2 separate regions of the Homo sapiens genome follow, and region 2 is linked to region 1. The links are chromatin loops, found by intact Hi-C in ENCODE. Cell type or tissue: breast epithelium. All regions are shown on one strand. Each heading gives the region's core, and the rest is flanking DNA. Links, peaks and the distances in the headings are about the cores only.

Region 1 (8,201 bases), core at 2,790-6,789:
TTTACATTTATTTTGGATAAATAAGTATAATTAATATAATAAATATTACTTATTATTAAAATATGTGACGTAAGAATAAATCTAATACATTTATTTGCCAAGAGGTTGTATGAAACTTAGAGAAAACTTTGAATTGTATCAATGGTTTTGTAACTTCTAGTATAATTATTCTTTTCATCTTGCTCTCATGGTGCATTTGTTTACATTTAGTGTATTGTGTAAGCATTAAATTATATGAAAATATTGAAATAATAAATTCCACACATAATCGGAGAAAGTAAAATTTATATTTTCATATATTCATTATAGTATTATTTATACTGTTTATAGAAGTATTTCTATGACTAAAAACTATCTGGGTTAGATAAATGGACTATTTGCATAGATAGAGATGCTACTCTCAAATACCTAAAAACTAAAGACAGGGGACAGATAATTTTAACCACTCAAGGCTTGGGTATTTTTCTGAGGAATTGTGGAATAGAAATCTATCTTATTAAAGCCTTTTTGGAAATTGCATTTAGAGCCAATATATTTTGGATTTGCTCACTGATATCATAGAGTGCACAGCATGAAGGAATTAAGAGGCCATCCACTCATTATGTTTAGGAGTAGTCAATTCCACAGCATTACATCAAGGTTTGCCAGCCAAAACGTGAAGAAAACTCAGAGCAGACCAAAGAAATAATGCAAATAGGGTTAAATGATTAGAGAACACGAGCATTAAGATATAAAATCATTTACCCTAGCGAAAGAAAGCTAAAATCAATCTTCAATTTTAAGCTTGGCTACTATCCAGAGGATGCAATCACTAGATCTACTGAACCCCAAACAGATGGAAGCAATTGTAACAATACAAAGATATATGTGAGATAAAGGAAGTGAAAGTCTTTCTGACTGGGGAAGCCATTAAGCCGTTGAAAGTTCCACAGTGTTTTTGTTTTTAGCAAAGAAGAAAAATAGCATTCTGAATTGCATGTCGTCGATTTTCTTTAGATTATCACCATGTATGTTTGCATCCTTTAACAATATGTCTACTTTGGGGTATTTGTAGACGTCACACAAATAGAATGATACTGCAAGTATTCTGCAGTATACTTTTGCTTGCCAAAAATTATGTTTAACACAAGTAATTTATAGTTATAACTACTTTACTTTCTGGTACCACAAGATATTTCAAGCACGTCCTATATTTTCCTTGTCCAAGCAACCTCTTTACCAAGGAGCGTGGTTTCTTTCTTTGGAGAATGTTACTTGAAAATCAAAATCTGGGCTTCAAGTGTTCTTATTGCTACTGGGTTGTCATTGCTTTTAAACCCTTTCAGCAGACAGAGTGTGAAGAAATGTGTATGTATACTACCTCATACATATGTACATACACATTATATATTTATTTCTGTGCGCGCGCGCGCGCACGCGCGCACACACACACACACACACACACACACACACACACACCTTTATACAGATATTTCCAACTCCAGTCTAGCAGCACGGAGTTCATTCTAACCTTCCTCCTTTACTTATTTGAAACTTTTATTCTCAAACAATAAGAAAGAAACCTGGCTTTTATTTTCTACATATATCTACTTGTGTTTTCAACCATGGTGTCCACATAAATTAGTTTCAGAATAACTAACCCATATCTCTATAAGAAACAAAGCTACTAACTGCAATGCAGTATTTATGTGATGCTCTTTTTGAATTTAGCTTTAACTTACCCATTCTTTGTGGTATACAGTTTTATTGGTTTTGAAAAATGAATGGAGTCATGGGCCTACCACTATAGTTGTGATTTGAAAAGTTTCATCAGCCCCCAAATTCCTTTATGATGACATTTTGCTGTCAACATCTCCCCTCACCCCAACACCTAGCAACTAGACTTCTTTTTCATCCCGCACTGGTTAATTTTATGTGTGAACGTGACTGGGTTGAGGGATGCCCAGACATTTCCGTGATGAAACATTATTTCTGGGTGTGTTAGTGAGGGTGTTTGTAGAGGAGATTGTCATTTGAATCAGTGGACCCAGTAAAGAAGATCCACCCTTACCCATGTGGGCCGGCATCCATCCAATCAGCTGAGGGCTTAGATAGAACAAAAATGGAGAAGAAAAGCGAATTTTCTCTCTCTCTCTTTTAGAGGTGGAACATTCAGTTCTCACCAGTGGAACCCCCCTCCCTGTTCTCAACTCCCCTGGTTCTTGGGTCTTTGGATTCTGGCTGAATTACACCACTGGCTTTCTAGTCTCCAGCTCACAGATAGAATACTAAGGTAGTTTTCAGCCTCCAAACTCGCATGAGCCAGTTCCTGTAAGAAATCTCTTATATATCTCTATACGTATGTTATTGCTTCTGTTTCTTGGTAGAACCCTGACAAATACACATCCTATAATTTTGCTTTTTATATAATACTTTATGAATGGAATCAAGCAATATATGACATTTTGAATTTGGTTTCCTCTGCTTAGCAAAATGTATTTAAGATTCATCTATGTTGTTGTGTAAATTAATAGTTATTTCCTTTATTTGCTAAATAAGTTTCACTGTATCACTACACTACAGTTTCTTTATCCATTCACTGATGAAAGAACATTAGAATCATTTCCAGTTTTGGATAATTATGCATAAAGCTGCTGTAAATATTCATGGGGTGGGTTTCTATGTTAATATAGCTTTTCATTTATATTGTGTAAATACTGAGGTGTAGGATTACTAGGTCCTATGGTAAGTACATGTTTAATTTTATGAAACAGTTTAGAAATAGATTCATAGGCCAATATTTCTTTAAATTATGATAACTATGATGCAGTTTAATGGGGGAAAGAATGGTCCTCTCTATATGATGCTGTGGCCAATTAAAGAACACATGTTCTCACTCATAAGTGGGAGGTGAACAATGAGAACACATGGACACAGGGAGGGAAGCATCATACACCGGGGCCTGTTGTGGGGTGGGGGGCTAGGGGAGGGATAGCATTACGAGAAATACCTAATGTGGACGACAGGTTGATGGGTGCAGCAAACCACCATGGCACATGTATACCTATGTAACAAACCTGCACGTTCTGCACATGTACCCCAGTACTTAAAGCATAATAATAAAAAAAAGATGGCCATAAATTTGTTCACATTTTTTTCCATTGAGATGTGGTCAGTTTCCCTTCCCTTGAATCTGAGCTGTTTTGTAACTGTTTTCACCAACATAGCATGGTAGAATTGGTTATAATGCTATTTCTGGACCTTGTCATAAGTGGGCTGGTAGCTTCCACCTTGGTCTCTTGAAACCATGAGCTGCTATGTAAAAAGTTCAACTACTCTGGGTCACTGTTCTGTGAAAATCCCAAGCCACATTGAGAAGCCCTAGTGGATGAGACACCATGTGGAGATTAAGAAATAGAGAGGGGCCAAGAAGCCCGGGCACCAGACATAACAGGGAAGAAGCCATTGTGGAAGTAGATCCTTCAAAGCCAGGCATCCTAGCAGATAATATAGAGCAGAGATGAACCACCTTGCTGAGCCTTTCCATAATTCCTGACCCAAAGAATCATGGAAAAAAATAAAATGAGTGTTTTACCCATTTTATTTTATTTACTCACTTTATTTATTTTAAACTTCTAAGTTTTGGGATAGTTTTGTTTGTTTTTGCTTGGTTGGTTTTTGGCAGAAATTGATCACTAGAACAGTACTGAAACAATTATGTATCTATATAAAAATAAAATAAAATTTGATCTCTACTTCACTTCCCATGCCCAAATATTAATTTGAAATGGATTATTGCTCTACATGTAAGAAGTAAAATTATAAACATCTAAATAAAAAAGGGAAAGAATCTTTGTAACTTGGAATTAGGCAAAAATCCTAAAACAAAGTTCAGAAAATACTAAGCCTGAAAGGAAAAGTTGATAAATTATACTGCACTAGAACTTAAAACTTCTGTTTTTTTGGAAGATATCATGTAGCATTTCAAAAAGTTTGCATAGATTAGGACAAGACATTCACAATACACATATTTGCTTAAGGTTTTAGTATATGTTGATATAGTTTAGATATTTGTCCCCTCCCAAATCTCAAGTTGAACTGTAATCTCCAGTGTTGGAGGTGGGGCCTGATGGGAGGTGTTTGGGTCATAGGGGTGGAGATCCCTCATGAATGGCTTGGGCCATACCTTTGATAATGAGTGAGCTCTCACTCTGAGTTCACACAAGATCTGGTCATTTAAGAGCGTGTAGCACCTCCTCCCACTCTCCCTAATTTTTTCTCACTCCTGCTTTTGCCATGGGACATGCAAGCTCCTGCTTCACCTTCTGCCCTGAGTAAAAGCTTCCTGAGGTCTCCCCAGAAGCAAATGCCGGTGGCATACTTCCTGTAGAACTGTGAGCCCAATCGAGGCAGAGCTTGCAGTGAGCCGAGATTGCACCACTGCACTCCAGACTGGGCGACAGAGCGAGACTCCATCTCAAAAAAAAAAAAAATAAAAGGACTGTGAGCCCAATCAAGCCACTTTTCTTATAAATTACCCAGTCTCAGGTATTTCTTTATAGCAACTCAAGAATAGCCTAATACGTATACCCTTTCCAGTGTCTATTTTCAACCTATCTATATTTTATCCTTCTTAAAAAGTTATGTCCCATGTAGGAGTATACACAAGTGGTTCTTTATTATTATTATTGTTATTTTGATCTAACAATCTTTAATCTTTGTCTTCGGAATATTTAGTACAGTTGCCTTTGATGTATCTACTCATAGTGATTAGCTTTGTTTTCTATTTGTGCCATCTTTTTATTTCTTTTTCTTAACTTACTATTTTTAGGTATCTTTTCCTACAATTGCCAAGTTTTTCTCCTCAAATTATTAATGCATTTATTTGCATTTATTGATTTTTCTTTTTTCTTTTTAAATAAAGACTGAGTCTTGCTATCTTGCCCCAGGCTGGTCTCATACTTCTGGCCTCAAGCGATCTTCCCACCTTGGCCTCCCCAAATGCTGGGATCAAAGGCATGAGCCACTGCACCTGGCCTGATTTTATGTTGAATCTCTGTTGCACTTCTGAGTTAAACCACCTGGTCAAAAAGTATTTATATTCTTTATTGTACATGGCTCAGTTATGTTTGCTCTAATATTTGACTAAACATTTTTCCATCAATGCCACAAATGAAATGACCTGATATCTCTTCTCCTTCTTCATTCATTTTTTGGGGGACTTTTGCTAACAAACTTACGCTATTTTCATATAAAGAGCTAATTTTTTCTTTCTTTTTATACACTCTGGAATCATTATATAGACAATGAAGTTGTTGCTTGACCCCCTGACAAAAACTTCTGTCTAAGATAATATTCTTTCTTCCTGAAATATGGGCGGCAAGCCACCCAGATGCCGAGGCAAGAGACCGAAGGCACAAGCTGTTCCAGTATAATAAAGAAAATACATACAATAAGAATAGTTATACTAGAAATAGATTATAGATATGATTATATATGAATATTATTAATCATTAGTTAGTAGCATTACTCTTTATTCCAATTTTATAATAATCTTTGTTCTACAATTATAACCTAGGAAAAACCAGACCATACAGAGATAGGAGCTGAAGGGACACGGTGAGAAGTGACCAGAAGACAGGAGTGTGAGCCCTCTGTCTCGCCCGGACAGGGCCACTAGAGGACTTCCCACCAGTGTCTGGGAAGTCACCCGTAAGTATATTTAGCAGACCTTGGTCTAGTGGTAGCACCAGTGCCTGGGAAGGCACCTGTTACTTAGCAGATCGGGAAAGGGAGTCTCCCTTTCCCCAGGGGAGTCAGAGAAGGCTCTGCTCCACCACCTCTTGTGGAAGGCCTGACATCAGTCAGGCCCGCCCGCCCACAGCCATCCAGAGGCCTAAACGTTTCCCTGTGATGCTGTGCTTCAGCGGTCATGCTCCTGGTCCACTTTCATGCTCCGACATGTACACCTGGCTCCAACTTCTAGATAGCAGTAGCAGAATTAGTCAAAGTATTAAAGTCTTTGATCTCTCCAAGAAATACATAGAAGAAATAATGACATAAGCTGTCCCCTGTCTCTCTCTGCCTCGGCTACCAAATAGGGAAGTGTCCCCTGTCCAATGGACACGTGACTCGTGCGATCTCACCTCTCATTGGAGATGACTCACACTCCTTACCCTGCCTTCTTGCCTTGTATGCAATAAATAACAGCGCAGCCAGGCATTCGGAGCCACTACCGGTCTCCACGCCTTGGTGGTAGTGGTCCCCTGGTCCCAACTGTCTTTTCTTCTATCTCTTTGTCTTGTGTGTTTATTTCTATGATCTCTCCTCTCCGCACATGAAGAGAAAAACCCACAGGCCCTGTAGGGCTGGACCCTACACTGAAATACATATTTTAGGTTTTCCTTAGTCTATTGTGGACAAACTCTGTTAGGTTTTATCTGAAAATGTCATTATTTTGCCCTAATTCTTGTGATTTTTCTAGTATACAATTCTGCACTGACAGTTACTTTCTCTCAGGATATTAAATATATCATTCCACTTTCCTCAAGCTTTCACTGATGCTGTGGAGAAATCATTTCTCAGAATAATTATCATCTGACTGAACATAGCTGTCTATACTTCTGGCTGAGGTTGTAACCCTTTTCCCATTTGCCCTGAGAATACTCACTGATGTAGCATTTCAAAAAGTTTGCATAGATAAAAGCTGCAGTGCTTGCAGCTGCAGCATTTACCCTGAGATAAATTTGCCACAAAATATTTTGCTTTTATTATTGTTTTCGCATTGCTCTTGTATATCAACTTCAGAAACAGAAAACGTCATTCTATTTACAGCATTCTGTTTTTAGTAGTGGCATTTCCATTTGCAAAATATGGCAATTCTCCATTGCTAAATATATCAAATCCTAGAAAATCTAGCATTCCTACATGTGATGTTAACGTTGTTCTTGAACAGTTGCTGATCAAAGATTCATTTGATGAATCTGATTTTTCCGAAATAGATAATTCTCATGATTCAGACAATTCTGATGTTAGTTCTGGTTAGAAATAACTCTGAGAACAGCTTATATATTTTATTTTCATGTTGAAAATCAATCAGATTTGCTTCAGCCTCAAAGAGCATATTTATGTGAAATTGTTTTGGCAGTGAGCTGCACTTTTTTTTCTAAACCGGAAAAGGGTTAAGTCTTCGTTTTATCTTTGTTCACCTAAATTTTTACCGTTATGATAAATTTACTGTTTACATATTAATTCCTCGTTTTTAACCTGACTCTATCTTTCATTTTACTTAACATGTCTTCTCTATCTTTCATCCCATGGACTTTCTTACATTCTTTGAAATTTCTCCATATCTCTTTCCAGTTCACTAATTTGCTCTTCATCTTTGTCTAATCTGCTAATAAACCCATCATATTCGGATTTTGTATTCAGTCAATTTTTACAGACTCTCTCGTAACTTATTTTCAAATCATTGTTTTATATGTTGTGTCTGATAATTCCAACATTTAACATCTTTTTTCAGATTTGATTCTATGATTTGTTTTTTTTTCTGGTGGCTCTCACTCATCAAGGCTTGCTTATTTTGCTTTGCTTTGTTTCACTTTTGTTTTTACTGTGAGCTCATATTTCTATGGATATTATTTGAGCCTCAAGCTGTGGTAGTTTTCATGGGAGAGGGCTTTTGTCTGGACCTGCAAGGTCCCAGGAACACTAGTAACCAGGACCACATTACACTGAGCGTATGCTGAGAACTGAGACCACCCAGGAAGTATGAATTCTGTCTATAAAACTGAAATCAGATGGCTTATGGTTACAGAGTCTCAAAGAAAATTTTTCTTTTTCCTCTATACAGCATCAGAGTCTAAGATGGACTATTTTTCTTGTCCTCTCCTGAGAGTTAAATATATGGGATGTAGAGAAGTGATTGCCTGTGAATATCCATCTTGTATGGAGTTGATCCCGTGTTCCCCACTTATGGACAGTCCTTAAAAACAAACTTTCTCCCTACAGAAAATTTCCTCAAGGAGAATTTACATCTAAGTTTTGTTTTCCTCTGTTGATTCTTTGCCCTCTAAAAATTCCTTACTTTCTTGTGTGTTTACAAGATGCACTCATAAAGAGTTTGTTGTTATATTTTCTCTGTCTCTTTTAGCTCTTTTCCATAGGAGGAATCTTAAGGCAATCTAGTCCAAAATACCGCCTGAAATGGAAAGAAAAGTCTA
Region 2 (8,201 bases), core at 2,299-6,298, 69 kb before region 1:
CTCCAAAAAAGAACTCTTTCTCTTTTTCCAAGGGTAAGGATTGCCATTCTATGTGGATTTCTCGATTCCATCCCCCTGCCTCCTCTAAAACCTCACCCTCAACTAACTCTGTTGCTCTGTATTGCTCTAAAAACTCATCATGTAATACAATTTGATGTAAACAACAAATTACTTTTGGCATTGTACACATTTTCTCCACACTCTTTTATATTCTTCATGTGCTGTTTTACTCTCTGAGACAGGGATATCTAATCCTATCTGCTGCTAATGCTCCTGGGGTCTGCTTGTCCAAGAAATGCTTAATCTCCAAACCACACCATTCATTTTAAACATCTCTGTGAATGATTTATGAACAAACTCTCCCTGAAAAGGCAGATGTCTTCAAAGCTATTAGCTTTTCCAATTCCCCTTCACAATCCCTACTTAAAAGACAGTTGTCAGCTGTGACACTGTATTTTAAATTCCCCGGATTCTGGATTTTCTCTGGTAGTTAGCTTTTGGTATCATAGCGTGCCGTCTTTACCGTGAGCACTCCTTTAAAATTGCTTATACTTTTGTATACTTTTGCTATTTCAAGGCCGATTTCAACTAAGAGTAAATGTCTTAGCATAATTGACTGGGGGCTCGAATTACAAAATACCACTCCTTTTGCTGTTTGCAGCCTTTAGAATGTGTGTCACGTCTTTCCTGAAGAGCATCCAAACATCCCTCACATTGATCTTCCCTTTCATATCCTGTCCAGCTCCTGAAGGGAAGTCACGCGGTTCTCTCGCCATGCCCTGGTTCCAGCTACTCTGGAACTGGCTGCCTGTTACTTTGGGTGCTTAAGTGTTCTTCACATTGCCCAGGACTCTCGCTGCCCTTGAGAGAGCATGCCTCTCCCAGAGAGCTGACAGGCTTTCTTCATGGAGCACAGAGTGTTCATTCGCCCTCAAAAGAGTCGATCTCTTTCAGTTGACTCTAAGCAGTCTGTTTCTGCCTGACTTTTGGAGATCTTACAAAAGTCACATCCCCTTGCTGAGGTGAAGCAAAGATTTGTTCATGCTTGAAAGGCAGTCTTTCGCAGTGCAATTTCCTCTATGCATCTTCAGTGGCAATTAAGTTTCAGTGGAAAATGAGCAAATTTGGGGAGCATAGAAGTCATAATGTTATATTAACTAGTATTCCAAAAGATTCATAAATGATGCTGAAATATTTCAAAATTAAATTGACTTGCTTACATAATTGAAACCTTTAAAATTACATGCTTCACCTCTCTGAAAGAGAGAATGAAGGTACTTTCTCAGGTCCCTCAAAGTGAATTTCGTGTCTGCCATGTGTCCTATATTTTAAATCAGAATTCTAAAATCTACCCTCCAAATGAAGTGAAAATCTCTTGATACAATAATAAAAAGGCATATGGAAAGTGCTATGTATTTATATAGATTTGGAGGAAAAGGCCATTACTTCATTAAATAAATATAAATATCCTATGAAGTAGAATGTATACATCACATTTTTTAAGTAAAAACCTGGATTCAAATAAATATTATGTTGCAGAGGTCACTTGGGGACACTTTTCTTCTATGCCAGAGGAAAAAACTCAAGAGTGAAATTTCCACCATATCCCTCAGTGTTAACTGATAAATCTTCTATCTTGGAAAATTTCGGGAAGTGTAGAGTGCGATATCAGCAAGTATTTCATGTACTAAGTAACTTTAAGTCATTTCTAATAGTACATGAATGAAAGATTGTTTTTTTTTTTTTTCTGTGAGCTGTGAGTTTCTTGAAAAACTCAACAAACCACTCAAAAATTAGATGAGCCCCTGCTAATTTCCTTTGCAAGTTATTTGGGACATACTTTATATATAGACTATAATGCACACTTATGCTACTGACCAAACAAAATGTTAAGTGGTGGTGGGAGAACTTCCCAGAGAAAACTTGTAAGCCTAGTAAATGCTGTCGAAGTAAATATCTGTATAAATAACATAAAAATGTGGAGGCTTGGAAGGTCACCGAGCCCTAGCCACTTATTTTCAGCCATAACAGCAGTCAGTTGCTCAGTGGACAATTTTGTTATGAGGTGTTGGTGATTTAACAAGTTGGCCCAAAGTAGTCGGAATATAAAGTGAAAGATTTCATCTCTGTTGGGTTTTATTGGTGCACACTGGACTCTTTTGCTAGAATGGCCAAAGTTTTCTGCGTTTGGCATTCAAGATCCCAAGGAGAATGTAGTCATCAGTTTGCTACAGTGTTTCCTAAATTTGTTTTAGTGGTTTGTGTATGATTCTAGAAAGCTTTGTTAAAAACACCACTAGGATGATTTGCTGTCTACTTTTTAGAGTTTGTAATTGCTCAAACTACTGTCCTAGATGTTTTAAATAGCATTGTAAATTTGTTGTGGAATATCATTTTATCTTTAGACTGCATGAAAATTGATCTTATGTAATAAAAAGCAATTTACTTGGATTATAAGAATGCAATTATGGGCTCTGTGAAATAATATCTAGCTTGACTGGAACTTCAGAGAACATTGTTGGTTGAGAGGCTTAAGCACAAATATCACCTGGCTGAGTGGTTTTGAACACTCACAACTATCACTTGGGAAACCAAGCTGTCCTTTCTTCAAGCTCTCAAACTCCATATTATTGGTATTTTGACATTTTAAAATGTAAATGGGTATGTTTTCAAAATGAGCTATATGTTTGTGACAATAGTAAACATTCATAACTCACTAAATCACCAAAAGAAATGAACGGATGAAGCAAGCTTAGTTTTGCAAGAAACCGGAAACTTCCTCATTTCACTTCTCTTTCTTTGTCTCCCCTAGTCCTCCCTTTTATTAGCCACCTATTTACTTGACTAAGAAAATAAGTCACTGACATTCAAAAACCATCTACTAAGTGTTTGCAACTTGCACAGCACTAAGTTCAATACAGAGGTTTCAACAGTATATGGGAGCAAATGCACTTTGATCTCATGGGGCTTGATCAGAGAAGGCAGAAAATTAGACAATCAAAATGATACGTGGTGAGGGCTATGACATAATCCCACAATTGTCTCGCAAACTCTAGATTCTAAATAAGGCTTTGTTTCCACATGACATTAAGCATATGTGATCCAGATGAATTATGGGAACATCTACTCTTTAGTTTTTCAGTTTCCATCGAAATGTTCACCAAAAGCAACTGCTACACTAACTCCATGCAACTTTTATTTCCCTGGAGGTCCAGTCTCTGGGTGAGAAAGCAGTTAAAGTGAACTCATCTACAATTAGGGGAAAAAAATCAAGCCCTAGCATAATTGTCATGGAAAGATAGAAATACACAATCACGGATTATTTGTACTTCCTCTGTTGTCTCCCTTAGGACATTTACTTGGCCTCTCCCATGACGATTCCAAATTCTGTGAAGAGACCTTTGGTTCCACAGAAGATAAGCGCTTAATGTCTTCCATCCTTACCAGCATTGATGCATCTAAGCCCTGGTCCAAATGCACTTCAGCCACCATCACAGAATTCCTGGATGATGGCCATGGTATGTATCATTTAGGAGAACACAGACTGAGAAACAAAATTTGGGATTCTTAGGAGTTTGACTTCATTATATCCTCATAATATTCATCTTGCCCTCTAAGACAATAGTTGTGTGGATAGTGTCAGAAGAAAGACCAAGAAAATTGATCATATGTGGGTATGTACTGCCAACGTCCTTGGTGGCATTTTAGCTATGGTATTTTGGCTTTTGAATTGAAAAATTTCAAAGGAGAAGCAGTGTGGAAGACCACACAGAATGCCTAGCTAGTGCCCTGAAAGTCTGGCTTTTATTCCTTCTTTTACCACTAGCTTCCTGTGAGAACTTTGGCAGACATCTTGGTTTCCCTGCTATTAATATGACTCTCAGAATTATTTGTTACATGCCTATTATAGGGGTGCAGTTAAGGTGTAGGTGACAATTCTACTGGATTCTCTTTATGGCAACATAAGCCCAGAAGAGGAAGCTTTCTAGATTTGCACTGACTAGAAGAATTTGGTTTTATTCTGATAGGAGATTCTCCTGAAAGTAGAGTAAAAACTGCATAACAGAAATAGAAAAGCAATCTGAATGATGGGAAAACACTTTAAGAACTTCAAAAGAAAATCTTTGGCTTTATCCTTCAAATATAGTTCAAGAGCACAACATACTTTATTAAATTCTGTAAGACTAGGATCAGTGCTGTAAATTACATTGAAATACTGAGGAAGTTACAATTTTTAGAAATAATAAATTCTGACCCCTAAGTAATCTTTGAAACAAGCTGTTGCAAATTTCCAAGCATTCTTCAGTACTTTAAAGTAATAAAAACACAGGAGGATAGATGCATTAGCACTCTAAAGAATCATCAGACATTATGTAGCTGAAATTTCCTATGTTACAGAAATGGACATATTCTCATTTATTTTATGTTCTCTTAAAATTTATGTTTCTAAAACTAGTAGTTAAATTGAATGTGACAGAAATTATTGATCATAATAATTTTCTATAAAATTACCTCATGATATACGGTTCAAAGTTGAATAATCTATGGCAACCGTCTTTTTCCCAGTTCCACAAAGTTTATGACTCAATGTCCCATAATTTTTTAGTATGTTGACTGTTTGGAACTGTGGCTACATAATACCAGAACAATGGACAAATTCAAATTATTTCAGACTTAAAGAAATTCAGCTGCACAGTTCTCTGATACCATGGAGTCAAAATATGTTCATTAACCCATTCTTGCTCCATTCGTGGTGAACAGGTAAGGCTTTAGCTGCCTGTTACTATATATTTGCTTGTCTCATTTTGAAAAGCAATCTGAGTCCAGCTTGGTTTAAAATATATCTCAATACAAAAAAAAAGTTCCTTTTTAGTTGAAAAAATATGTCAATAATTTAAAGACTTGGAAACAACAATAAGAATTAACGTATGAAGCTTTTTCCTTAGACCAGTAATACAATGGTAATTTTATGTTTAGCTCAGTTTACATTGTGGATTAAATGCAGATAAAGTCCTAAAATGAATGTTACCTTACTATCATCCTATCTACATTGATCAGGTCAGTATCTCATAAAGTCCTTCTTGGGTGGAATCTTAAGTCTCCACGCATAATATTGCTTTTCTGTTTTACTTCTTTTCAGGTTTTCTGAAAATAAAATAACATTAATATTTTATTTCAAAATCACATGTTACACATTCCAAGAAGTTGAGCTAAACCTTGAATCACTAAATGAATGGATTTAGTTGCTAAGGCAGCAAATACTTATGGCTAAAATGAGACCAAATTTTTTTCCCTGTGCAAATATTAGGTCAGCTAATTACAATGCTGTGGAGAATTTTGTTCCTAATTTTGGAATGATTCATTTATTTCATGTTTATGGAATTTGTGATCTTAATTTCTATGCAGTAAATATGCTTTCAGCATTGTCTTCATTTTTAACATTAATTCTATATTTAAAAGAGTCTATGCTCTGATTTTTTAAAGATTTTATAACAAATTTACATATTTTTATATCTGTTTCTGTTCCAAAGGGCTCATGATAGAGAACAACTAAGAACATAATTTTAATAGAAATAGATCTTGTTCATTTGCACTAATAAAAAAGTATCTAAATTTCTCATGTATATATATTAAATAAATTCAATTATCAAAATTCCTTGAGCAGAAAATGCTTATAGTTTACTTATTTGATTTTTTTCATCCAATCTAGACTTTCTCACTTTTGAATATCTTGGTTTGGTTAGGCAGCCTTTTGTTTCAATAAAAATAATCCTATTTTATCAGTAGCTTATAACATGAATAAAGTGATTTCAGAATAACAAAAACCAAAGAAAAGCAGTGTGGCACAATGACAAAGCTCAGTTATGTCTGTCTTACTTTGTTTCAAAAGAGCATACTCAGATTCAGAATTGAAACAGTGGTACTCCCTGTAGTGCTATTATTTAAAGATGAATTGAAATAACTTAATAACTTTTAAATTGTAACCAAAAAGCTCACTTAAGTCAATGTAAGTGAAAGTGTGGCCATAGAAACTACCAAACCCACTTTAGAGATGATTGAGGTGCTAACATTTCAACTACAGAGCATGGGAGAGAACTAAGAAGACAGTCACAGTCCAAGATGATAGAATAACAAAGATGCATCTTTGTTAGAAGACTAAACGATGTCACAAAACTATATTATAAAACCTTTTAACTTTACTCATAGAAAGCTACACAGGCTTCCACTCAGAGCCCATTTATTAGTATTTTACAGTTCTACCATTTTTCTGTTCTAATTTTCTAGGCCACTCAATTTTTTTAAGCAATAAAATAGTCATGATGGATGAGGGTGGGGAGACTTTAGACAGGTAATCTGAGAACAAGAAATGATATTATTTAACAATAAGAGAAAGGCTATAAATAGCCTGAAAACATGAAAGGCACAGTGGTCTGGTACCATTTTCTAAAGGTCAAAAGCCCTATCTCACCAACATGGTCCCTCAAGTTAGTGCTATATTTCAGCATGATACAATAATTGACACACAGAAAAAAATGACTTTCAGTTATCTAGGAAAGTTAAACTGTGACCAGTATAAAGGCAGAAAAGCAATTTGCTATTTTTAAGCAGGTAATCTGACAACACATATACAATTTTTCAATGGTACCTAAAGAGTACATTATAAATGGGAATTCCATTTATGTCTAATATCTTACCCCACCCCCTCTCACCTTCAGCAATACTGGAGAAATGAGGTCGGAGAGTAAAGTTAAATTCAAAGCATTTGATTTATTTTTAAAATTATTAGCCATAAGTAGCTGGACATTTGTAGCACTCGTCCACTGCCAAATGTAAATTCATTAGTACTGAGTGTTTCCTGATTTAGTTCCAACAAGAAATATGCAGCAATTAGGTTATGGTTGAAAAACCAGCGTGCTCACTCTAAAGTCACTGTGTCTGCAGATTTGTGATTCAGAAAAGGAGAAGCCATGTCTCATGGGACCCCCCTCCTCCCAACCTTGGCCAAGATACTTGTAGACATTCTGCAGTGTTTATACAAGCTAGCTCTAGGCAAGCTGGCTAGGAGTATGATCCTCAAAAATAAAGGTAAGCACTGGCAAAGAAATTGTGCAGTGAAAGCAGGTTATTGAATTTCCTTTCTCAAATGTTTACTAACCTTGAGTCCAGAAAAGATAGCTGTGTCTGCTGTATCCCTGAGTCCACAGTGCCAGATGATGAGAAAGGCCATGACTTATGTAGATACAGCTCAAGAACACTCACAACACAGGTTGCTAAGGAAAATCTATGGATGGTTTTGAAAATTCGTCATGTAGTGTAAAGAGCTAAGTTTACAGCCACTTACTGAACACAGAACTTTGCACATAAAATGATATTGGAAAACCAGTTCTCTGAATCTTTTGTTAAGTATATAGACTAAAGCTAGCCAGGAGAGCTTAACATCAGTTTTTAAGGTGGCATTAATAAAATTCAAAGCCAACACTATGGTTGTATCTTGATTTTCATACTAAATATGCTCTTTAATAGAGTGTGAAAATAAGACATATAGTTTAAGGCCACGGTGACTTATATTTTTAAAAACTTTCCTTTATCCTCTATCACAGGGAATCTTTAATTTAATTTCCTTGCCATTACATCTGCTCAACAATATACCTAATGCATCTAACAGCTTCATACCCAGACCCCTTGAATTGCTTTTTGACAACAATTGTCTGGTTTTTTGAAGTGCTCTTGTTCATTCTTATATCACTGGGCCCAGAATGAGTGATCAAAGAGCAGGCAAATGCACCCATTTTTCTTTTAACATTAGACATTCAAGTAAAGACCTAAAAGCTGAGGGGCAAGGGCAGTGAGATGAAGAGTGGAAGCAAAGGGAGATTGTAAGCAGTGGTGTTAGGCTTCTTCGGATGAGTTTGATTAGGAACATTAATTGATTTCTCCTGCATCATGAATATTTGGGTCATGCTTAATTTCATACCTGCATATTGAAAAGGAAGAGAAGATGGAAATAATGTTAGTGCTAGAAATAGGGAAGAAAAATTTGAAAACAATAAAGAACAACAACTTTGAGACCGGGCATGGTGGCTCACTCCCTGTAATCCCAGCACTTTGGGAGGCCAAGGTGGGCGGATCACCTGAGGTCAGGAGTTTGAAACCAGCCTGGCCAACACGGCGAAACATAGTCTCTACTAAAAATACAAAAA

The links. Hi-C counts contacts between places; a loop is a spot of excess contacts. Peaks named below come from ENCODE experiments on the same cell type or tissue, not always from the same donor. Only the 100,000 strongest peaks of a DNase experiment are listed, where the experiment ranks them.
Region 2: it touches region 1 in a loop (19-fold over the local background); 1 of 110 quality-filtered maps calls a loop at or near these places.

The regions. Positions count from the first base shown.
Region 1 is chr21:26,869,850-26,878,050 of GRCh38, reverse strand. All of the region lies in intron 1 of LOC105372760 (a long non-coding RNA gene), which reads right to left. Among named protein-coding and RNA genes, the nearest start is that of ADAMTS1, 29 kb to the right of the region's middle. In breast epithelium, for the core only: no CTCF peak of the experiment used is centred there; no DNase peak of the experiment used is centred there.
Region 2 is chr21:26,938,697-26,946,897 of GRCh38, reverse strand. It overlaps ADAMTS5 (ADAM metallopeptidase with thrombospondin type 1 motif 5), which reads left to right. Exons shown (of 8, transcript NM_007038.5): 3 at 3,351-3,518. Among named protein-coding and RNA genes, the nearest start is that of MIR4759, 11 kb to the left of the region's middle. RefSeq lists a cis regulatory region at 4,329 and an enhancer at 4,245-4,414. In breast epithelium, for the core only: no CTCF peak of the experiment used is centred there; no DNase peak of the experiment used is centred there; H3K27ac peaks cover 550 bases.